Linked DNA regions of Homo sapiens: region 1 is linked to region 2. Evidence: read pairs that join two places in POLR2A ChIA-PET (ENCODE). Cell type or tissue: MCF 10A. All regions are shown on one strand. Links, peaks and the distances in the headings refer to the core of each region. The heading gives the core; the rest is flanking DNA.

Region 1 (4,000 bases), core at 1-4,000, 130 kb after region 2:
CAATAACTTCAAAGTTCTCCAACTTCAAATGCTTTTAAAACTATCATTATAAAATCTTCTTACCATTTCATCATAGAACTCTGAAACCACTGTCTTTTTCCCCAGCATTGCATTGGTGTCTGATTGAAACAGCTTTAGCAAATGATACAGGGTTACCTGTGAAATAGAAACAGATGTCAAATCTGTGCAATGGTTTTTATCATCATAAGATACTGGCATTTTTTTAACTGAAATAGAGACTGGAATAAGTATATACATGTCAAATTCATGATCTTGTTTCAACTGCAACTTATTGCAGCAAATCACCCAAATTTTCTGTACCTTTATTTTCCTATTAGATCCATTCATATCTACCTAACATGAATACTCTTTAGAGGGTAATTAAGAATCTGTTCAAGAATCTCTAGAGAGGAAACTAAAAATAACACAAGATAAAGCTATAGAAATTAAACTGAGAAATCACTAAAACATGAATTCTTTTACTTACACAAGTGGATTAATTGTGACTGCTTTGAAGATTAGAGTTTACAAATTTACTGTGGGGAATGAAAAAGTTCAGTGAGGGCAAGATAATTTCTTTGGGGATCTATAAGATTATTACATAAATGACATAATAAATAAATAAAAAGTTGGTCAGTAATAATTCACTTTGGCAAGAGCAACATGTCTTCAAATACCTAAAAACAGGTATAGTAAGACATCAAAGGAAAAGCTTTGTAGCACAATGTGTGATTATTTCAGCAAAATAAAATCTAGTTCGGAAAACATCAGACTTCATGTTGAAGTTCTGAAAACCAGACCCCAAATAATTTTCTAAAAAGTTAGCTAGCATAATTGTAAGAGAATGGTACTCTTCAAAAAAGTCATGAAATAGGGAGCAAGGAAGGGTACACTGAAAAAGTCAGAAAATATAAAATTCCTTGCAACTGAATTTAAACAAGCACCATCAACTCCCCCTAAAGACAATCTAGCTCAATTAACAGAATGTCAGATTTCCCTGGACATGGCTCAGCAAGTGGAAATATCCTACTTAAAGGACATCTTCCAGGCTCAAGATGATGCACTAAGAATGTAGAAAGGGGAGGAGGGAAATGCACAGAATTCTACTAAAATAACAGCAAAATAAGAGAGCATGAATTACATATCAAATTATTTAAAGCAAATAATTTAACAAATTTCTGGAACAGACAGAAAGCAGATGAGTCTACCAAGAAGGATAATAAACAATGACACCAGAGAAAAACCACAACCTGAAAACTTAAGAAAACTGCCTAAGAGGTGTGAGCCAGAGCTCCCAGGAGCCCTACAGTGCTCCAAGCTCAGAACTGGCAAGTATCAAAGTCAAGAATGCTATGGGGTAGCTAGGCCTCTTGACTTTCTCTTCTCTCTCCATTCATAGACAAGAAAGCATATCTACCTTTAGTGCCTAGAATTTTTCTCCCCAACAATGAACTATGAAGAAAAAATAAGGACATTTCAGATGGGCAATATCTCTGAAAGTTTATTTCTCAGGCATCCTTTCTGAAAAAATTCCTTTGGCAAAATGAAAAAAAGAAACTTGGAAAGAGGACGAAAAAGGATCACCTATAATCAATCATTAGGCACTGAAAGATACTATCTGAAGCTGAGAAATCCAGTATTAGGGATTTAAATATATGAGATGCACAGGAGTGAGTAATTTCTAGAGGAATTGAGAACAGGTAACTGTTAAAAAGCAGTTTTCTTGGAAAAGAGGTCAAAGATGGGATAAAGATGTTATGGGCTGAATTGTGACCTCCCTGCAAAAGGTATATTTTGTTTGAGATGGGGTTTTACTATGTTGCCCAGGCTGGTCTTGAATTCCTGATCTCAAATGATACTCCTGCCTCAGCCTCCCAAGTAACTGGGACTATAAATGCAGGCAAAAGATACGAAGCCCTAATTCTCAGCACCTGTGGATGTGACATTATTTGGAAACAGGGTCTTTGCAGGTGTAATTACAATGAAGTCATTAGGGTGGACCACAATCCAATATGACTGGTGTCCTTCTAAGAGAAGAAGACACAGAGACCAGGGAGAAAGATAAGGCCATGTGACAATGGAGGAAGATATTAGAGATATGTTGCCAAAAGCCAAGGAACATCTGGGGCTGGAAGAGGCAAGGAAAGATGCTCCCCTAAAGGCTTTGGAAAAAACATGGCCAACACCTTGATTTCAGACTTCTAGCCTTCAGATCTGTGGGAATAAATTTCTGTTGTTTTAATCCACCCAGTTTATGGTACCAGAAAACTAACACAGAAGACTTACACTTATTTCAAAAATCTTCTCTTAAAACCATGTGCACAACTGACTTTTACAATTAAGAAATTCTTACAATTACATTGTAAAACTGTCCTTCCCTAAATTTATTATTCAGACTTCCAGAGGCATTCATGCGGATATAGGCAATAAAAACATTTCAAGACAGATGTCTGTAATTTTGAGTGGTGTTTGAAAATTCTTAGAACAATGAAACTGCCTATACTTGCCTAGAAATCCCTATTTCTAGGAATGAAAACTCAATTTGACATTTTGCTTTTAGAAACAACCATTCTTTTTATAGTGGCTTGATCTGTATAATAGGTTACTGGGTAGCAGAAGTAAATCACAAGTTGTCTTCCAACCAACTTGTCTTTCTTAGATATTTTAAATAAACCTTCACTGGACATTTTCTGTAAGAGCTAACTATTGAAAAAGTACAATAGTTTAATAATACTAAAAAACCCTATAATATTTTTTAGAGAATAAAATTCAGGCCTATGTAAATCTATATGGGAATCTATTAAACAGATTAATCACTATAGCAGTGCAATAGGTTATATACCTTTCTAAGAGTGACTTCAAGAGCTGTCTCATAATGAGGTTACAGGGTACAATGATTTCTTTCATAGATTTATTTTCCAACTGGGGATAAGGGGTAACAGATGAGGAGACAGGGAGGTAAGGCAGCATATTCTCAAAATAAAAATGAAAACCCAGCAATCTTACAAAGTTAAAAAGAGCTTCTACTCTAGTAACATATGAGCTGCTTCTCTCTCCCTCTCAACATCTGCTAAATTCTATGCTCTCTTTTCCCTAATAAACTATTCTCATTAAGGTCAGTGTCTCATTTTTGTATCCTTCTCAATCCCTTAAACAATATCTTACAAATAGCAGATATAATATTTAATAATTTCTTGACCGGTCATGGTGGCTCATGCCTGTAATCCCAGCACCTTGGGAGGGCAAGGCGAGAGGAATGCTTGAGCCCAGGAGTTTGAGATCAGCCTGGGCAACATGGCGAGCCCCTATCTCTACAGAAAATAAAAAATTAACTCAGCATGGTGGCATGCATCTGTGGTCCCATCTACTGGGGAGGCTGAGGCAGAGGACTGTTTGAGGCCAGGAGGTGGAGGCTGCAGTGAGTTGTGTTTATGCCACTGTACTCCAGCCTGGGCAGCAGAGTGTAACTCTGTCTCAAAAGAAAAAAAAAATTATTGCCAAACAAAATATAACATGAGTGTGTTTTCCTGAAGGGCAACACAGATGGTAGGAGATCTAAAAACTTCATCACATGAAAACACAAAAAATGTTTAAATGAGCTATGGATGCTTACTCATGAGAAAAGAAAACTAAGGTAGGAATAGTAATCAGTAAAAAGTTCAGGGAAGCGTAACGAAGTACAGCTTTCTTAAAACTAAAACTACCCCAACCTTGAATAGGATGTTTTACTTAGTGACATAAGTTAATTCTCCATATTGGAGATATGCAAGCCCAAACTAGATTCTCATTTGAGATATTGCCTAAATAAATTCCTACGTAGGAAGAAAAGAGTAAGTCTACGTCATTGGGTCCCAATTCTCATTGTGCATCAAAATCACCTGGGGTGCTGGCCCCATTCCAAACCTACTGAATCAGACTCTCCAAAAGGTGAGGCCTAGGAGCTTGAATTTTTAAAAAGCACCTCACAAAAATTAATAAATAAATAAGCAAGCACCTCAGG
Region 2 (5,288 bases), core at 767-4,766:
TGGCATGTGCCTGTAGTCAGTTCCTGCTACTAAGGGAGGCTGAGGTGGGAAGATCACTTGAGCCTAGGGGTTTGAGGCTGCGCTAAGCTGTGATCACACCACTGTACTTCACCCTAGGTGACAGAATGAGACCCTGTCTATGGGGGATTAGGCTTCTACCACCAGATGCACAACTGTAAGCAACTTAAAAAGTGGGGAACTGGAAATAGTTGTCCATTTATTTCCATCAGGTTGTAATTCTACTTTGAGAAAGAAGGAAAAGTTATTTGTGTTTTTAAAGTTATCATAATGCACATTTTATGTTTAAAGCATACATTAAATAAAAAGAACATTATTAAATTATAATAATCTATGAGAAAAAATATATTTTTTATAATGGGATGCAACTGTTAACATAGCAGACTTATGTTATTTTCCCTCTATAATGTATATAAATATTCCTTGACTTGTGAAGGGATTACATCCCAATAAATCTATTGTGACGCCAAAAAATCAAAGGTAGCACCATTGTAAATCAGGGATCATCTGTACTTTGTTTTATTTGGTGTTCTTAAATAAACTCTCACTTCAGTCTCCTGGTTCTATGCTTTAAATTCCCTTAAAAACTTTTTATTTATTTTTTTAGATGGAGTCTCATTCTGTCACCCAGGCTGGAGTGTACTGGCATGATCTTGGCTCACTGCAACCTCCACCTCCTGGGTTCAAGCAATTCACCTGCCTCAGCTTCCCGAATAGCTGGGATTACAGGTGCCTGCCACCACACTGCATTCATTTCCCTCATATTTATAATTACCAGGCTGTATCTATTAATTTGCTTGCTGCTTGTCTCACTCATCGGAATGAAAGCTCCATCAGAACAGAGAGATGTCTCCTGTTCTCTGTTGAATACTTAGCACCTTAAAAACTGTCAGGTACATAGGCATGCAATAAACATTCTGTGTTTTTAGTAGAGACGGGGTTTCACCTTGTTGGACAGGCTGGTCTCAAATTCCTGACCTCAACTGATACACCCACCTCGGCTTCCCAAAGTGCTGGGATTACAAGCATGAGCCACCGGGCCCAGCCAAATTTTAAAAATCTGTAAAAGCAATTTAATACTAATTTTCATTTGGGATTTAAAAAATAAAAGCACTGGTGTTGTTCTCATTTCTATAAAATGGCTAAACTCTGCACCCCAGGGGTGATGTAGGGCATGAGAACCTACCCTTCCACTCTGCTTTCTTCTCCAAGCCATCATTCCCCATCTTACTCCTAGCACTGAAGAGGTAAATGCAAAGACACTATTTCACAACTTCAGCAGTTCCTACCAACTACTGCCCAAACTCCTCTCCACAGCCCAAAAGAATCTCCATTACCACCACGTAGAAGCTCATGGTCTCTGGTGATAGACAGATGTACAAAGGAGGGTTGCTAATGCTCCTCTTCACACACCACACACAAGAGGCGACTGCATCACTTACTGGCAGCCATGCAATGGGGACTGTCAGTAGTAGGCAGAATTCTAAGATCCAAAATCCCTGCTCCATGATGTATATACCCTGTAAAATCTCTAGGACTATGAATATGATGGGATTTTACTTTCATGATCAGGCTAACTTTAAGAAAATGGGATTATCCAGCTGGATAATCCTGAACTAACCTCAAAAATCCTTCAAACGTGGGTCTAGAAGACAGAAGTCAGAGAGACTGGTCGGTGAGAGATTAGACAAAAACGATATTCTCCATAGCTGGCTTTCAAAATGGAGGGGGGGCATATGGCAAAGAATAAAGGCAGCATCTATAAGCTGAGAGTGGCTCCCAGCTGACAGCCAACAAAGAAACAAGACGTCAGTCCTACAGCTGCAAGGAACTCAGTTCTGCCAATAATCTGAATGAGCTTAGAAGTGGATTCTTTGCCAGAGCCTATAGACAAGAAATCATCCCAGCTGACACCTCGATTTCAACCTTGTGATATCCTGAGCAGAGAATCTAGCCACATGTATCCAGATTTTTGATGTATAGAACTGTGGGTGCCACTGAATTTATGGTAATTTGTTATGTAGCAAAATTAATAAGGGACTCCTTGGAGGGAAAGGCTGTAGGCGGCAGCTGCTGCTGATGCTGATGCTGCTGCTGCTGCTAGAGTAGGTAGATTTACTTCTAGCTTCAGCAACACTTCCAACAGGAAGACCAGAGGCAGACTATAAATTTGCCTGGAAACTAAAGAAAGGTCATCATAATGGGGTACATAGCTTTGAAACCACACTGCATTCATTTCCCTCATATTTATAATTACCAGACTGTATGTATTAATTTGCTTGCTGCTCCTCTCACTTATCATAATGAAAGCTCCATCCGTACAGAGATTATGTCTCCTGTTCTCTGCGGAATACTGAGCACCTTAAAAAATGTCTGACACATAGGCATGCAATAAATATTTGCTGGATAAGCTGTCATCAACCAAAAATCACAGTGGCCGGGCATGGTGACTCACACCTATAATTCCAGCACTTTGGGAGGCTGAGGTGGGAAGACCGCTCGAGCCTCGGAGTTTGACACCAGCCTGGGCAACCAGTGAGACCCCAACTCTATAATAAAAAAAAAATTAAAAATTAAAAAAATCACAGTAAACTGTGTTATATATAAGATTTCTTGGAATAACTACATTATCAACTGGAAAAGCTGCATTCAGTGAAGTCCATTCTAATAAATGATGTCCCTTTAATACAAAAGATAGGTGTTAGCCAGGTGCAGTGGTTCACACCTGTAATACCAGCACTTTGGGAGGCCAAGGTGGGCAGATCACTTGAGTTCAGGAGTTCAAGACCAGCCTGGCCAACACGGTAAAACCCCGTCTCCACTAAAAATACAAAAATTAGCCGGGCGTGGTGGCAGGTGCCTATAAACCCAGCTACTCAGGAAGCTGAGGCAGAAGAATTGCTTAAATCCAGAAGGCGGAGGTTTCAGTGAGCCGAGATCATACCACTGCACTCCAGCCTGGGTGACAGAGGGAGGCTCCATCTCACAAAAAAACAAAAAAAACAAAACAAAAAAAACAGATAGGTGTTTCTCCATACAGTTGTTTCACACATGCTTCCACAGATGTCTACGCTAATGCTGTCTAGTAAAGAATGCTTGTAACCTGGAAAATATATCAACAACAATAGAATGGTGTTTTAATAAACAATATGATAATGAAATCCCAACATCAACTGATTAAGATGGGGAATTTACTTTCAGGTAATACAGCCAATTCATCACCTCTTTCCACACAACCGTCCACACCCTCCAGAGTTCGAGAATCCTGATATGCTTGAAGAAACTGAGAACCAGAAAAATCTCCAGATGAGCAGTGGAGCATATTTCTACAGTGAATCTAACACTTAACATCTAATTTGTTTGTTATGCTAAACTGAATGTTGCTCAAAATTAAGTTTAAAAGCCCTAATATAATGCAAAAGAAATATGTTAACAATTATACCTTCTACTGAATACAATTTCTGGCACATTCAAGAGCAGATAACAGCAAGAGATATCTAATTCTAATACATCTCTTCTGCTAGAAACAATTATTTCTATTCCAAACTTCAACATGGTACATGCCAAAATGATTCACTGGTTGGTCGGGAGTCACGAATGTCTTTCCACCCCCACAGAATCACTGTTAAAAATGGTGGTTAGGTGCCATGAGCAGTCTGTACTTCAGGTACATTACAGAGCTTTGTGTCCTGGCAATTACACTACGTATTTATTTATATCTTGTCTCATTCTTTTAAAGGGGGAGGGGGGAGGTTGTAATCATCATATGTAGCAATACAATGATTTTTTTTTTTTTAAGGATGGCAATTCCTAAACAAGTCTTTTTTCAACAGAAAAAGTTCATCTTAAATTGGGACCATCTCAATTCAGCTTGAAAAGAAGGCAGGGAAAGCACATACATTCCCCTTAGATATTCTTTAAAATTAATTTTATAATGTAGAAAACAACAAAGTACTATTATGCATAATCCACAGAAAAGTAGAATGATTTAATCAGCATAAATTTAAAGAACTTCCAAAAATGTGTTCAGAATTAAGGGACAAATTTTCATTTTAAGGATAACAAAAACACAAGTAAACCATTAATACATTCATTCCTCCCCCATCCACCAAAAGTAAAAAGAACTTCACATCTGTGACCAGTGTTGGTTCATACCTTTGTATATGACTCACAAAACTATTCCTCAAAATTATTCCCTATCCCTATTATATATAATCACATTCCCTCAAAGTAGGATCTAAAAAGGGGTGGAATTCTTCCTTTTTAGAGACAGTTCATATATAAAAAGATGACAGTCTAATTCACGTTTAAGCCTGTATCTACAAATGTCATTTACTGAATTATTATGGTTGAATTAAATAAGCCTGCTAAGACTCAATCATAAGACCAGAATCATAACCAAAAGAAATGTTCTAATAGATACTATATTTGAAATCTAAGAATGCATTTTCTTCATCATTGTTAGGCACCTTGTCCACATTTTCATTTACTAATTTATATTCTAGATAAAACTTCCTAACACACTGAGAAGGTATTTTATCAATTCCTCTCTATTCCCACTGCCAATTCCTCTTCCCTCTACCATACCTTGATGCTCCCCACTTTAGGATGTGTGGGATGTATGCCCACTTTAGGTAGAATGTATACAATAACCAATCATGTCATGAGAAAGTTAATAGCTTTTCAATCCCTCAAGCCTTCTAATTACAAGATCTTAGTATCTTCATGTCGTTTGTTGTTGTTTTTTGTTTTTTTTACTGGGCAGATTTAGGCTCAGAGAATTTAGCAGGTAACAGCATCTATCTAAAAGTTAATACCATTATTTCGTTGTTATTTTAATGTTGCCATTGCCAACTATTCAAAGCCAGTGATACTAGTTTTCCATTTACGGTACCAATATAAAATTTCTCTTTAAATAAATGTATTTAAGGAAAAGAGTCATTTAAAGATATTAAGGAAATAACTGAATCTTGGAATGGCCCTCAAAAAAACTGAAGTGTCAGAAACACTACTCTGACCAGAATTGTGGCCATTTTAAACTCAATTTTTTCTCCACATTTTCTGGCTTATTTGATGACCCCAAATTCTCAACTAAGCTCCAGATTCCAACTTGGGATACTATACCAGCACATCAAATTCAACACCATTTTCTTCTGGATCATCCCCCACCCCCACCCTACTCCAACTTCACCATCAAAACCTAGCTAGATTCTCCTATATAACCATTCACACAATCTAAAAATCTAGAAGCTACCTGTGATTCATCCCTC

What was found. Peaks named below come from ENCODE experiments on the same cell type or tissue, not always from the same donor. Only the 100,000 strongest peaks of a DNase experiment are listed, where the experiment ranks them.
Region 1: POLR2A ChIA-PET joins it to region 2 with 5 read pairs; 7 of 35 experiments call an interaction of 5 or more read pairs at or near these places.

The regions. Positions count from the first base shown.
Region 1 is chr12:69,366,862-69,370,861 of GRCh38, reverse strand. YEATS4 (YEATS domain containing 4) reads right to left here. Exons shown (of 7, transcript NM_006530.4): 5 at 64-156. Among named protein-coding and RNA genes, the nearest start is that of YEATS4, 9.1 kb to the right of the region's middle. In MCF 10A, for the core only: no CTCF peak of the experiment used is centred there; a DNase peak (open chromatin) is centred at 3,881.
Region 2 is chr12:69,499,699-69,504,986 of GRCh38, reverse strand. All of the region lies in intron 1 of FRS2 (fibroblast growth factor receptor substrate 2), which reads right to left. Among named protein-coding and RNA genes, the nearest start is that of SNORA113, 13 kb to the left of the region's middle. In MCF 10A, for the core only: no CTCF peak of the experiment used is centred there; a DNase peak (open chromatin) is centred at 2,446.